2 separate regions of the Homo sapiens genome follow, and region 2 is linked to region 1. The links are chromatin contacts, found by Hi-C or POLR2A ChIA-PET in ENCODE. All regions are on one chromosome and are shown on one strand. The core of a region is the stretch at or near the end of the contact, and the rest is flanking DNA. Distances in the headings are between cores, read along the strand shown. Region 1 has its middle 47 kb from the start of LINC02458. Region 2 overlaps POC1B-DUSP6 (POC1B-DUSP6 readthrough).

Evidence for each region. A loop is a pair of places that touch in the nucleus more often than their neighbours do. ChIA-PET counts read pairs that join two places held with the same protein, here RNA polymerase II (POLR2A). Pooled maps may share reads with other maps.
Region 2: a loop to region 1 is called in a pooled map, with 2.0 times the contacts of the local background. The contact joins two enhancer-like sites. A Hi-C loop is called at or near these places in 9 of 50 pooled maps. POLR2A ChIA-PET finds 5 or more read pairs at or near these places in 2 of 52 experiments (HEK293T and WTC11).

What each region holds. Positions count from the first base shown.
Region 1 is chr12:89,063,326-89,069,650 of GRCh38, forward strand. No RefSeq gene overlaps it. Among named protein-coding and RNA genes, the nearest start is that of LINC02458, 47 kb to the left of the region's middle. Within about 2 kb of position 4,271, at least 3 of the 41 ENCODE cell types and tissues checked have a DNase peak (open chromatin) inside an H3K27ac peak, as active enhancers do.
Region 2 is chr12:89,373,988-89,380,879 of GRCh38, forward strand. The region is part of intron 9 of POC1B-DUSP6 (POC1B-DUSP6 readthrough); the gene reads right to left. Among named protein-coding and RNA genes, the nearest start is that of DUSP6, 25 kb to the left of the region's middle. Within about 2 kb of position 1,809, at least 13 of the 41 ENCODE cell types and tissues checked have a DNase peak (open chromatin) inside an H3K27ac peak, as active enhancers do.

The DNA.
Region 1 (6,325 bases), core at 3,021-5,520:
TCATAATTGTATCTATCTCACAAAGTTTTTATGTAGATAAAAAGATAATATAGGTAGTGCAGCACCTGGGACAGGGAAAGCCCTCAATAAATACATACTATTAATATCATGATTAAAATAATTAACCAATAACTCAAACACATTTTGAAGATGCAATGGACTAGCTAATGATATACAAGTTATCCAGACTTAAGGTTTCGCTTTTACAGACGCATACGTTTATTGAGTATTTAAATTACTTATAATTTATGGTCCTTAATCTTGAAAGCAGTCTGGCATCCAGGTATCATGATAGCTTTATAGTGATTCGGACATGAATTAGAATTGTAGCTTTCCACTTACTAGTTAAATGGCACTGGACAATTTGGCTAATTTCTGGAAGCTTCAATGTCCTTATTCGACACAAGAAAAGAAGGTAATTCCTACTTTGAAAAATGGTGATAATTACATGTATATTCCCTAGCAGTAAATGAATGACAGCTGTCATGATTTTTAGTCCTCTAATCTTCCTAATTATTCCAAGAGACAGACACTATGTAACTGAAAGATAAATCTGTAGCAGAAAGCTACACATAGGACACTATATAGAGCTCTGCCTCTTCACCTCCCTAGTGGCATTCCTTCAGAATTAAGAAAGGAGTGTATCTTTGGGGACAGACTCACATGGGAGAATTTGAAGTAGGCAATTTGTGGACTCATTTTCTATAGAGTTAGCAGAATGTGGGTTATCATCACAGGATGGGTATTGCCGTGCTTCCTGCAATCTTCGAATTGCCGCACTGTGGCATGGTATTAGTATCCTCTCTATGATGGGCTGATTACGAGGTAAAGCTGCATTGGCTGACCGCTCTATCAGGTGTCTGCTCTAATAACTCCAAGCATGATTACTTTTTTAAAAAACAAATAGAGACGTGGAGGAAAAACAAGGAGCCACCAACCAGTAAGCACTTCAAACCACACCACAAAAGACCAGATGTTGCTAGACTGTTTTTATTTGGACAAGTTCTAACTAATCTTCCCTGAGATCAAGCGAAGGATTTAACCAATACCTAGTCACCCAGGGTAATAAAGTTCATGATTATTTAGCAACATGTGGAACTGCGGAGAGTTCTTTTTCGTTTCTCGAGGGAAGGAGTGAGAAGGAAGAAAGAAGGAATATCAAGCTATACAAAGACTAAACTAAAAATTTAAGTAGTTCAATTTTCTTTTCTCCCTATATAACACAGAGAATTGGAGCCATCCCAGTTCCAGTAGTACAAATTGTGTCAAGAACCATGAAAATTTCAGTAGCTATAATTATAACTAGGAAAAACATATAAACATATTTTGAATAGGAGGCTCATATTCTGGTGGTTTAATGAGCAAAAGGCAAACAATAATAATAACAATAACACATTACAGATTGAAATAAGAGCTTTGAGATTTTTTAAACAAGAGAGAGAAAATCACAAAGGAAATGTACCCATTGCAGAAAGAGACACCAAGAAGAGCTGCCATTTAGATTGAGATATAAAGGCTGGAGAGAAGATAGATGTTTCAGGCTGAGGGAAGAGGGTATGAATAGACCTGGGGGAGCTTAGTGTAAGAAAGGGCCTGAGGGAAGAAATCAATAAAGAAGAATGAGTAATAAGGAGAGTGGCAAGATGGGGTGGAAAAATAGTCAAGGCCAACTCATGCAGTGCCTTTGGGTCATGACTCATACTGTTAGTAGAATAAGGAGCCATTGACCAGCTTTTAGAAGGAGAGGCAAGATGTGATTTAGACAATCTTGCATATCAATCAGAGGACAGCTTCTTGAGACAGATTCCTGAGGCTCACGTCTTCGTCTTCGCTTAACAGCTACATATTAGCTGGGTGACCCTTTGTTTCCTCATCTGCAAAGAACAATAATAGGACCTATTCCATTGTTTTGAGACTTAAGTGAATTATTTCATGGGAAGCCCATAGAACAGAGGCTAAGACATAGTAAATACTCAATAAAGGTTATCTATATATATGTAAATATGTATAAGCCATATATATTTATGTTCATGTAAATATATACATAATAATTTTAAATAATATATCTAATGATTTTATTTTTTTAAGTTACTGCACTTGCTGCTGTGTGGACAAAGAATTAGCACACAAGAAAAAAAGAGGAATCAGGAAAACACATTATTTAGTAAGATAAAATAGAAATGCTAAACGTCTAAAATAGAAGGGTGACAGTGGAGATGGCAGGAAGGAGATGGATCAATATATATATTCTGGCCATGAATAAACTGGACCTTTTGATGCATAGGATATGAGATGAGGAGAAGGGAGATCAGGAATCTTAGACCATTCACAATATCCCAAAGGTGGAAACAGCCCAAATGTCCATCAATGGATGAATGAATAAAGAAATTTTGACAGTATATATAAAATGAAATATTATTTGGCTATAAAAAAGAATGAAATACTAATGCATGTTACAACATGGACGAACCTGCAAACATGCTAAGTGAAAGAAGCCAGGGACAAAATATCACAATTTGCATGATTTCATTTATGTAAAATATCCAGAAAAAGTAAATCCATAGAGAAAGAAAATATACTGATGGTTGCCAGGGTCTGGAAGGAGGGGAGGATGAGAACTAACTGCTTAATAAGTATAGAGTTTCCTTTTGGAGTTATGAAAATGTTTTGGAACTAGATAGAGGAAAAATACTGTGATTGGATTAATGCCATTGGATTGTTCACTTTAAAATGATTAATTTGGGGCTGGATGCAGGGGCTCATGCATATAATTCCAATGCTATGGGAGGTCAAGGTGGACAAATCACTTGAGGCCAGGAGTTCAAGACCAGCCTGGGCAACATAGTGAAGTCTTGTCTCTACTAAAATATTGAAAAATTAGCTGGGCATGGTGGTACATGGTTGTAGTCCTAGCTACTTGGGAGGCTGAGTCAAGAGGATTCTTTGAACTGAGGAGTTGGAAGTTACAATAAGCTATGATCAAGCCACTGCCTTTCAGCCTGGGAGAAGAGATACAGAAATACATACAAAATAAAATGATCAATTTTATGTAATGTGAATTTCATCTCTATAAAATTCCATAAAAAAGAATGGATCTTAGGTTTTGTCTTGATCAACTGGATGAAAAGTTTCTCAAGTCAGATGAGGACAGTGAGTTCAGTGCTCTGTTTTGAGCATTTAAGTATGTGATGTTTATAATTTTTACGAGATGCAAGAAATAAGTTACATATACAAGTTTGGAGCTCAGAGGAGATATCAGAACTCGAAGCATAGATTTTAAAACTGTAAAAGTGGATGATATAAGTATCTAAAGGAGATATGTCTAAAGGAGAAAATGTAGGCAAAAGATTTTATTACTATTATTATACTTTAAGTTCTGGGGTACATGCGTAGAACGTGCAGGTTTGTTACATAGGTATAGAAGTGCCATGGTGGTTTGCTGCACCCATCAATCTGTCATCTACATTGGATATTTCTCCTAATGCTATTCCTCCCCTAGCTCCCACCCCCCAATTTTAAAAAGACCTAAGACAAGCTCTGAGAAATGGCAGCATTTAAGAAAATAACCCCACAAAAAACATTGATAAGTAGAAGGAAATTAAGAAAATAACCCTGGAAGCCAAGAGGTAAGCATGTTTCAAGCAGATAGGGTCCCAACTTTGACAAATATTGCTGAGAAGTCAGGTAAGATGAGCGGGGAAGAAGTCCATTGGGTTTGGCAACCTGCAGGCTATTGTAGATTTTAACAAAGAGAATTCCAGTTAGTGAAGATGCAGGAGCACATTGGACTGGGTTGAAAAGTGGAAAGAGGATGGGGAGGAGAGGCAGTTTGTTTGAAGAGCCAGGAATTTTGTGATAAAGGAAAACAAAAAAATATGGCAGGAAACTGTGTATGGTTATGTTAAAGAAAAGACTTAAAAGATAGGAAATACTACATTACAGCATGATTGTACAATAACAGTGAGATATTACCCTTAAGGGAAAGCAGAAATAATTTTAGGAACAAAGCCTTTGATAAGCTAAGCAGTAATGGGACCCAGAGCAGAAGTGAAGAAGAAATATCCTTTCTGGGAGGAGGAGGAACACTTCCCACATTGTGGAAGAAGGAGAGTTTGGATGCAGATATACTAAAATGGCAGGTTTTGTGGTGGGAAGATGAGTGAGTTCATTTCCAATGACTTCTATTTTCTCAATGAAGTATGAGTCTGGGTCATCTGTAGGAGGAGGATGTGTGGGAGATCTGAGGAAAAAGGAGTTGATATGGTACAGTCATCTCATAGAAATGAAGAAACTTTATAGGATTCCTGAGGAGTGCTGAGTGCCCGCTTGAGGTTTCTGAATTCTGAATCAGTCATCTTGGCTTTGTAACTTTCCTCAACAAAGTTTCTGCTTGGGTTTGAGCAAAAAGTAGGGAAGAGTTGAGCAACTTAGAACAGCCTTTATGATTCACCCCAGACCTATCATATTCCTCTTCCTGCTCACTGGCTACTGGGCATTGAATAAAGTTTAATGGGCCTGTCTGTTAAATATAGAAGGAGAGAAACATCAACATCAAGATATTTTATGCCTGGATAGCTGTCAGTGGCAACAAAGTCATACAAAAATCCTTGGGCCTCAACTCACTCAATGCATCCAGTAGGAAGCACAGTCTTGTAGTCACAGTCACAATTGCACTGATGATTGGTTGCCATGGAAATTTCCATGTTAAAAAGGCCAAAGTCGTTTCAGGAACTGAAGTATAGCCTCACTAATTTAGTGTGATCTATATCCACATTAAAGGATAAACAATAGAATCAGTGAAAAGAAATGCAGTTGTGTTCCTTTCCAAGTATGCTGTGATCTAACCATGTAAGCCTAAATTGTGTCAAAATAAGTTCTAAATAAGAGGGACTGAAATTAATTACCTTGTAAAGAAAAGTGAGAAAAGACAAATAAAAAGCTTCATACAGCCTACTGAAATAACAAAAGGAAAATTAGGATAAGAAGAAAGGATGGATTTTCATGGTGCCAGAAAAAGCTTCATATGGATTAAGAAGGAAATTGTAGCAACCAACACTCTGGTTATGGGACTCGATGAATCGTCTGTGTTGTCCTCTGAAAGTCCTCCTGTCTTTGTCTTTCCTCACATCATTTAGCCACATGTCCTCCTCTGCTCCTTGCCATCTGGAAACCACTCTTTCTTCTCATCGTGCTTCAGGTGTCAGTTTAAAAAATTCTCCAGGAACATCTTGCCTTACCTCACTCAGTTTTGTTTATGCCCTGCCTTTTATGGAGAGTAATTTCTGAAGACCATTTATTACTATTATCATTAGGTTTTGAGAAGTTATTATCTAATATCTGCCTTTCTGCTCAACACCATATTCCCAGTTCTTGGTTTATACCTTGCAATCAGAGACCAGTATATAACCATGAAAGGAAAAGAAGGGAGGGAAGAAGGGAGACAGAATATAAAAAAGGGAGGAAGAACAACATGAAGGAAGGGGGGAAGGAAGGAAGCAAGGAAGGAAGGAAGGAAGAAAGGAAGGAAGGAAGTTTTCTTAATCTATAAAAGTTTTCTCCTTTCTTTGAATTCACAGAATATTATTTCTGTACCCTGCATGTAATACTTAAATACTACTCTGATATCTCTCTTGGATTGTGTAATGTGCAAATATTATACACATAGTGGCTACTGAATAATCAGTTAAATGAAAAAGACTCATACCCTTACAAGTAAGAAACTAAGAGGTCCCATATGCTAGACTGGCATCAAACATCCCCCTCAGACATGATAATAATTTATCATCAATTTTTCAGAGTTTTATCTGAAATAGTCTTGAATGTGTGCCTTTCCGTAGAATAATGTCATCCTTAAATGTCCTCATTGGATGTAAAGGTACCAAGAGATTCCTATTTACTTCTTTATCCTTGTTATTCATCACTTATTGATCATTTTTAAAAATTTCTTTTATTTCAATAGTTTTGGGGGTATGGGTGGTTTTGGTTACATGGATTAGTTTTTAAGTGGTGGTTTCTGAGATTTTAGTGTACCCAGCCAAGCAGTGTACACTGTACCCAACATGTAGGCTTTTACCCCTCACTTCCCTCCCAAGCTTCTCCTCAAGTTCCCAAAGTCCATTCATCATCCTTACATTGCATCGTATTTAAACTCTATCAATTTTGAACAACTCATGGTTTTTCAAAGGCCTTTCCTTTCTTTTAACTGCAATATTTTCTGCTCAGGTCAAAATTCTACTCATTACATTCTTCACATTATCCAGGAAGGCTTCTGGTATTTCCACCACTAGCTCTGTTCTACACAATTTATGATATGAGTCCCCAGCTC
Region 2 (6,892 bases), core at 559-3,058, 310 kb after region 1:
AGGAATAAAATCACAACAGGAAATGAAGGCCATTTGGAAATTTGAGAACCCACATGTTCTCTATGTTATTTTCTTTTCTTATTTTTTTTTTTTTTTAGGAAGAGTTTCAAAGTTTCAACCTGTTTTAATGCTTGCCCATCTGGTTGTTTTATTAATGAAAACAGCAGCATCTTCTAATGCTCTTGTGTGAGGCAACAGTATTTTCCCAAAAAAATCACAGAAAAAACTTTGGGATTTGATGTACCATATTTTGTCTTTTACTTTTTTTCTTTGAAAAAATAAATCCCAACTGGAGATCATTTTAGAGAGAGTATGTGCTTAGAAATATTCAGTGAGTCATGCCTGGTGTTGTAGGTCTATTCCGGTGCGTGGGGTTTCCAGAACAATTACATAAGTGTTAGCATAGCCAGGAACTTTTGACATTTGTGGCAGCCTAATGGAGTTCTTTTCATCATTGAAAATATTCTAACTGTTGTTTCCTTAAATCTAAAATGCATAAAACTAGTGAAGCAGGATAAATTGATTCTGAGGCATTTCTATCCAGTATGCTTTGTTGGCAAAGAAACTGAAGAAAATTTACTTGAAATAAAATACAGGTGATCAAGCTGTTAACAAATACAGTGATCTAATCATCTGGCAGAAAGTGAGAGGATAAATTGTAAGTGAGACCTTTTTGTTTCTTCTCTTTCTTTTATCTATCAAGATTTCCAGCCCAGGCGTGGTGGCTCACACCTGTAATCCTAAGCACTGTGGGAGGCTGAGGCGCGTGGATTGCCCGAGCTCAGGAGCTTGAGACCAGTCTGGGGAACACGGTGAAACCCCGTCTCTACTAAAAATACAAAAAATTAGCCAGGCATGGTGGCTTGTGCCTGTAATCCAAGCTACTCAGGAGGCTGAGCTAGGAGAATCGTTTGAACCCAGGAGGCAGAGGTTGCCGTGAGCCAAGATCATGCCATTGCACTCCAGCCTGGGCAACAGAGCGAGACTCCGTCTCAAAAAAAAGAAAAAAAAAAAAGATTTCCTTTTCTTTTACAGCCTGACCATAGCATATTGTTTACTTGCACAACCCTACATAATGAGATTATTCAATCACATGTTTTTTAAAATTCGGGGATTCCAAAAGCTATTAGATCAATACCTTTCTTTAATCTTTCAAAAGATCACCAGGAAATAATGTGATATTCCACTACTACTAATTTGTTTGTTAAAATATATTTTTAAGTACCTGTGTTCCAAAGTATCTCCTAGTATGAGAAACTAGAGAAAGACCCAACCGAAGTCATTATCAATTAATTTTTTCTATCTCAAAGGTGAGCTCCCCAAATCCAGAGTTTAGGGGCTTTCTAGGGAGGGTGAAGTCCTTAGTTTTGTTTTTTTTTTTTTTTGAGACGGAGTCTCGCTCTATTGGCAGGCTGGAGTGCAGTGGCGTGATCTTGGCTCACTGCCACCTCCGCCTCCCGGATTCAAGCAATTCTCCTGCCTCAGGCTCCCGAGTAGCTGGGACTTCAGGTGTGTGCCACCACGCCTGGCTAATTTTTGTATTTTTAGTAGAGACGGGGTTTCACCATGTTGGCCAGGATGGTCTTGATCTCTTGACCTTGTGATCCGCCCGCCTCGGCCTCCCAAAGTGCTGGAATTACAGGCGTGAGTCACTGCGCCCGGCCGGAAGTCCTTAGTTCTTATAGATGATTGTTCAGTGTCTTGCACAATTTTGCTACTGCCTTATTTTCCTGCAGATAAGACATTGTAGTTATGGGTGTTACTGTATTTATTGGTTCAAAAGACATGGTGCAAAGGACAAGTAGGCCAAGCAGGCTCTGACTCATAGAGGTTGCTGCCTGCTTGTGCCCTGTGTGCGCCTTTTGAGTAAAGAGCACAGTCCACCAAGTCCAGCTCTGCATGCTCAAGTGCTATTGAATTCTTTCCACCTGACCACAAGTACTTGAGCACCTTTCCTCCATAGCAGAGCTGATAGCACAGAGCACACTGAGAATCCCTATAGGGAAGGTGTGGTGAGGCTGTGTGAACTGTGTGGGCTGTGGTCACGTAGTTGATCATGTAAGTGGGATCACAAACTTAGTAAGCATCCTGTGACACACCGTCATCATTAGAGTGTGCTTGTTGATGTTGGAGTACTATGTGCTATTCAGGACTATTTCCAAGAATTTAGTTGAATATATATCCTGGGCTGTAGGATACAGGATGAAAAGAGGATTTGGTGTCCCTGCCAAGTTTCCTAGATAATGCAGATAATTTCTTTTAGCAGGAAGTGACGTGTACATCTCAGGGCTGGGAAGGTGCAGTTATAGGAAATTAGCCTTAGCAAGAAACAAAATGCCAAAATCAAGACCAAGTGAGAACATAACTTCTAGACCAACAGAAAGGAAGTGAGGGGATCTGAGCTGCCCTGTTTTGTTTCTGAAAAACCACTCATCTTGCTCTTCTATATTCCTGACTTTCTCCATCCAGTAGGCACCAAGTCCAGCTAGCTCTGTCTCTTCTGATTTTGGAATCTGTCTTCCCTTCACCATCTCTCCAGTCATGGAGTTCAGTCTCTTACCATACTCACCTGGATTACTGCAATAGACACTAACTGGTCTCCCTGCTTTCAGTCTTCAACACCCCATATCTCACCAAAGGGATCTTTGTTGTCTGTCCATTGTTAAATGGTTGGGATTTATTGGGAGGATTTCTGTCTGCTCTCAGGATGGACCAGAAGTTTCAGAAATTGATAGAAATGGGTCGGGTAGGGATGGGTAGGGTTAGAACATTCAACCGTGTTGTCAGTGCCCTGCCCCAGAATGAATGCTCTTCCATCATTTCTCCATCTTTTCACCCTCTTTCTTCACTCCAGGGAGTGAACATTGTTCCAGCTTGGGTCAGGTGGCTGTTTGTTGGTGAGTAAGGGGTTCAGGGAACAGATTTAACAACTCAGCAGGCAATCCTTCAAAGGGAAATCAAGGTGGAATGGATACTGAGTTCTCAAAAATCAACATGTTCCCATGATATGTTGACTATAGAAGGGTCATCTAAGTGCAGTAGCAAATATAGTTTATAGTATTTACTCGAATGGCTTGTTAATTTATCTCTCTTCCTCAATAGACATTGAAGTCCCTGGAAGAAGAACCATGTCTTATTCATCTTTGTATGCCTGGCCTCTCATAGACACATACAATAAGTACTCATTGTATCAAAGAATGAATCAATGTTCCCGTAAGTGAAAGCTGTGTTTGGTCTAGTCTATATGCTTCCAGAACTACTTTATGGTCCCCCAGCCCCAGCCTTCAGTGACCCTGCTTCCTGAGCTAGAACTGCTCAACACTGACCTCAGCAGCAACGCACCTTCTGAGTCCACTCACCCTCTGGGTGCTCCTGAAGGGGCAGAGAGAGCCAAGCGGCTATATGTCAGATACAAGACCTCACTGTCTGCTTCCTTTCGTCCATCTCTTTTTTTTTTTTTTTTTTTTTTTTTTTGAGACAGAGTCTCACTCTGTCGCCCAGGCTGGAGTGCAGTGGCGCCATCTTGGCTCACTGCAGGCTCTGCCTCCCGGGTTCACGCCATTCTCCTGCCTCAGCCTCCTGAGTAGCTGGAACTACAGGCGCCCGCCACCACGCCCGGCTAATTTTTTTGTATTTTTAGTAGAGACGGGATTTCACCATGTTAGCCAGGATGGTCTCAATCTCCTAACCTCGTGATACACCTGCCTTGGCCTCCCAAAGTGCTGGGATTACAGGTGCGAGCCATCGTGCCCAGCCCTTTCGTCTATCTCTTATAGCACCATTTTAGCCTTCAGGGACTCCTAACATGCATTTGTTCCTGGAGTGCTTAGTAGTTGTGGATGAACTGATATCTATCTTACTTGGCAATGTAATAAAAGGAATGTGCTTTGACATCAGACAGAGTTGCAATATGAACACTTCAAGTACTAGCTGTGTGACTCTGGATACTTTTTTTTAACCTCTCGGGGTCTTTGGTTACACACAAGTCCAATGAAGATACTACAAGTGTAAATGAAATAATATATGCAAAGACACTTGTTATAACGCTTGGCATTTGACAGGTGTCCTGTGAATGTCAGCTCCCTTCTGCCTTTGTGGCTTATAGCAATAGGGGCATGAGGAAAATTTGCAGTGCTAGTATAGGTAATTTGAGCTGAAAGGAAAAAGAGAAAAAAGGAGAATGAACGTACCCAGTTGCTCTAACATGAATCAAAGTCAATGATTAACTTTTTACTGACTATATAAAATGCAACAAAGTTTAAATAAATGTAACAACTGGGCTTAAGGGAGAAACAAACCCATATATTTTCTAAAACAATAGAATTAGATATTTGGCAAACTAGAACCGGCACGGGCATAACAATTAAATTTCTTCTCTAATGAGCGTTGTTTGTTTTACTCTAGGATGCATTTGGATAAAATATTGGGATAAAATTTAGAGAGGTCTGTTTAGAAAAGGGAATTAAACATGATTGGCTATTATTGTGTCTTTGTTTTCTCATTTAAAAAAATTACAGAGGCCGGGTGTGGTGGCTCACACCTGTAATTCCAGCACTTTGGGAGGCCAAGGTGGGCGGATCACGAGGTCAGGAGATCGAGACCATCCTGGCTAACACGGTGAAACCCCGTCTCTACTAAAAATACAAAAAATTAGCTGGGCGTGGTGTCGGGCGCCTGTAGTCCCAGCTACTTGGGAAGCTGAGGCAGGAGAATGGCGTGAACCTGGGAGGCGGAGCTTGTGGTGAGCTGAGATCACGCCACTGCACTACAGCCTTGGTGACCGAGCAGGACTCCATCTCAACAACAACAACAAAAATACAAACAGAAAATTCAAGTACTGCAGTGGAAATATGATGGAGTTTCTATCAAATTATATCAAAAGTTGTTCTGGGGAGAACTTAAACCAATTCAACAGCTCAAAAGGAGGGCATGAAACCCACTCCTCCCACCTCCAGTAGCACTCCTTTTACTCATTTTTTTCCCCTTCTCCAAAATTCTAAACTGCTCACGCATTCCAGATTGTTCCTGAGGAGAATGAGCATATGCTATCCTGGTGTGGAAATGCCTGGTATGCTAATTCATAGTTTGGAGGAGAGAGAAGATATGAGGTCGAACTGGAAGATAGTGAACTAAAAATAATATAACCCACCTCCATGCCTCTCTCTTTAGCTCAGTGCCACATCTTCCCCTGCCAAAGGGAAGCCACGGCGCCACAACATCCTGAGGAGAGAGAGCCTTGATTTTTCTGTTGGGGACCCACTTTTCCCCTATAGGAGAAACGACCATCAATCACAATACCTTCCCCTATCCTGGCCAAAGGGAGGTTGGATCCCTAGCTGAAGGTAGGCCTATCAGATACTCTTGACCTGGAATTTCAGTGTGGAGAGAAGTGACACAAAAACTGAGAATGGTTGGAAATCATTTACCCTGGAGGCAATGAAACTAAGGAAACTGCATTATTCACAAAACCTGAATTTCTAGAGCTTCTCTTGTCCTTGAATAAAGCAGATTCTTCAGCCTCTCCTTCTGTGAGATACTCTATCCTTCCGATAAATTTGTTTGCTTAAGCTATCCAGAGTCAACTTCTGTTAACCTCATCACAGAATTCTGATGAAAATAGCTTCTCAGATGCTTCAGGCTCCAATATGCAATGCTAAAGGTCAAAATTTAGGGGTGGGGGAGGAGTCACTTGGGTCAAACATTTACTAAGGCACCAAGCTCAATTTTTCTGAAGACATTCTTCTCCCAGAGGTTGGCTTTATGGCATCCCTTACAGAGCGAGGGCCGCACAGGCCTGGGAAGGAAAAGGAGCCCCTGAGTCCATCTTTTCCTGCAACTAATTTGGTTAAAATCACCAGATTCCCTAATTCTCCTAATGCAATTCCAATGAGTCCCACAGATTCTAGAAAAGTGTCAGTGGTGCTGGTCTAGGTGGGTAAGTTTCAATCTGTCTTGTAAGAGGCAGTGACAAAGTTACACAGTAATTATATAACAGATTATGGTGGAGAAGCAGCCGCTGCCTTTAAAAAAAAAATCACTGCGTGGGAACTTTTCAAATCACAACCCTCCATTAGAAGCCTATATTTCCCAGAAGATCCTCATTCCTTCATTTAGGCAGCAGTTTTAAAGTCAGCTGGAACCACTGTTTCCTCATGACAGCAACGGAAAGGGCCAAACTGTATCTTATTTTACTAAATAAGCAGCGTGTCCTAGTCATGGCACTTTGTATCCCTAGGATGTCACCTTGTTTTGAAGTTATTTCAGCTTTGGTTTGAAAAGTATCCTGTCAGCAAAACCAGCCTTCTCCCCATGGAGTTTAGGAGCCAGGAGGGAGTAAGGGAAGGGATGCGTAGGAGATGATGTTCCTGAATCATTTACCAGGAGCCCTCCACCTGTTGAAATTATGTTCTCTTCCTCTCCCCTTCCCCCTCCCCCTTCTCCTCCTCCTCCTCCTCCCTCTTCCCTCCTTCCCATTCCCTCCTCCCCTGCTTCCTTCTCTCCCTTCTACTTCTCGTCTTTTATTTATTTGGTTTTGCTGCAGGTGCAACTCCAGTATCCTGATGGGGGAAGCAACTTAAGTGTTTTTTTGTTTTTTTAAAACAGAATCTCACTCTTGTCCACCAGGCTGGGGTGCAGTGGCATGATCTGGGCTCACTGCAACCTCTGCCTCCTGGGTTCAAGCGATTCTCCTGCCTCAGCCTCCTGAGTAGCTGGGATTACAGGCACCCACCACCATGCCCAGCTAATTTTTGTATCTTTAGTAGAGACGGGATTTCACCATGTTGGCCAGGCTGGTCTCGAACTCCTGACCTCAGGTGATCCATCCGCCTCGGCCTCCCAAAGTGCTGGGATTACAGGTGTGAGTCACTGTGCCTGGCCCAGTGTATTCTTT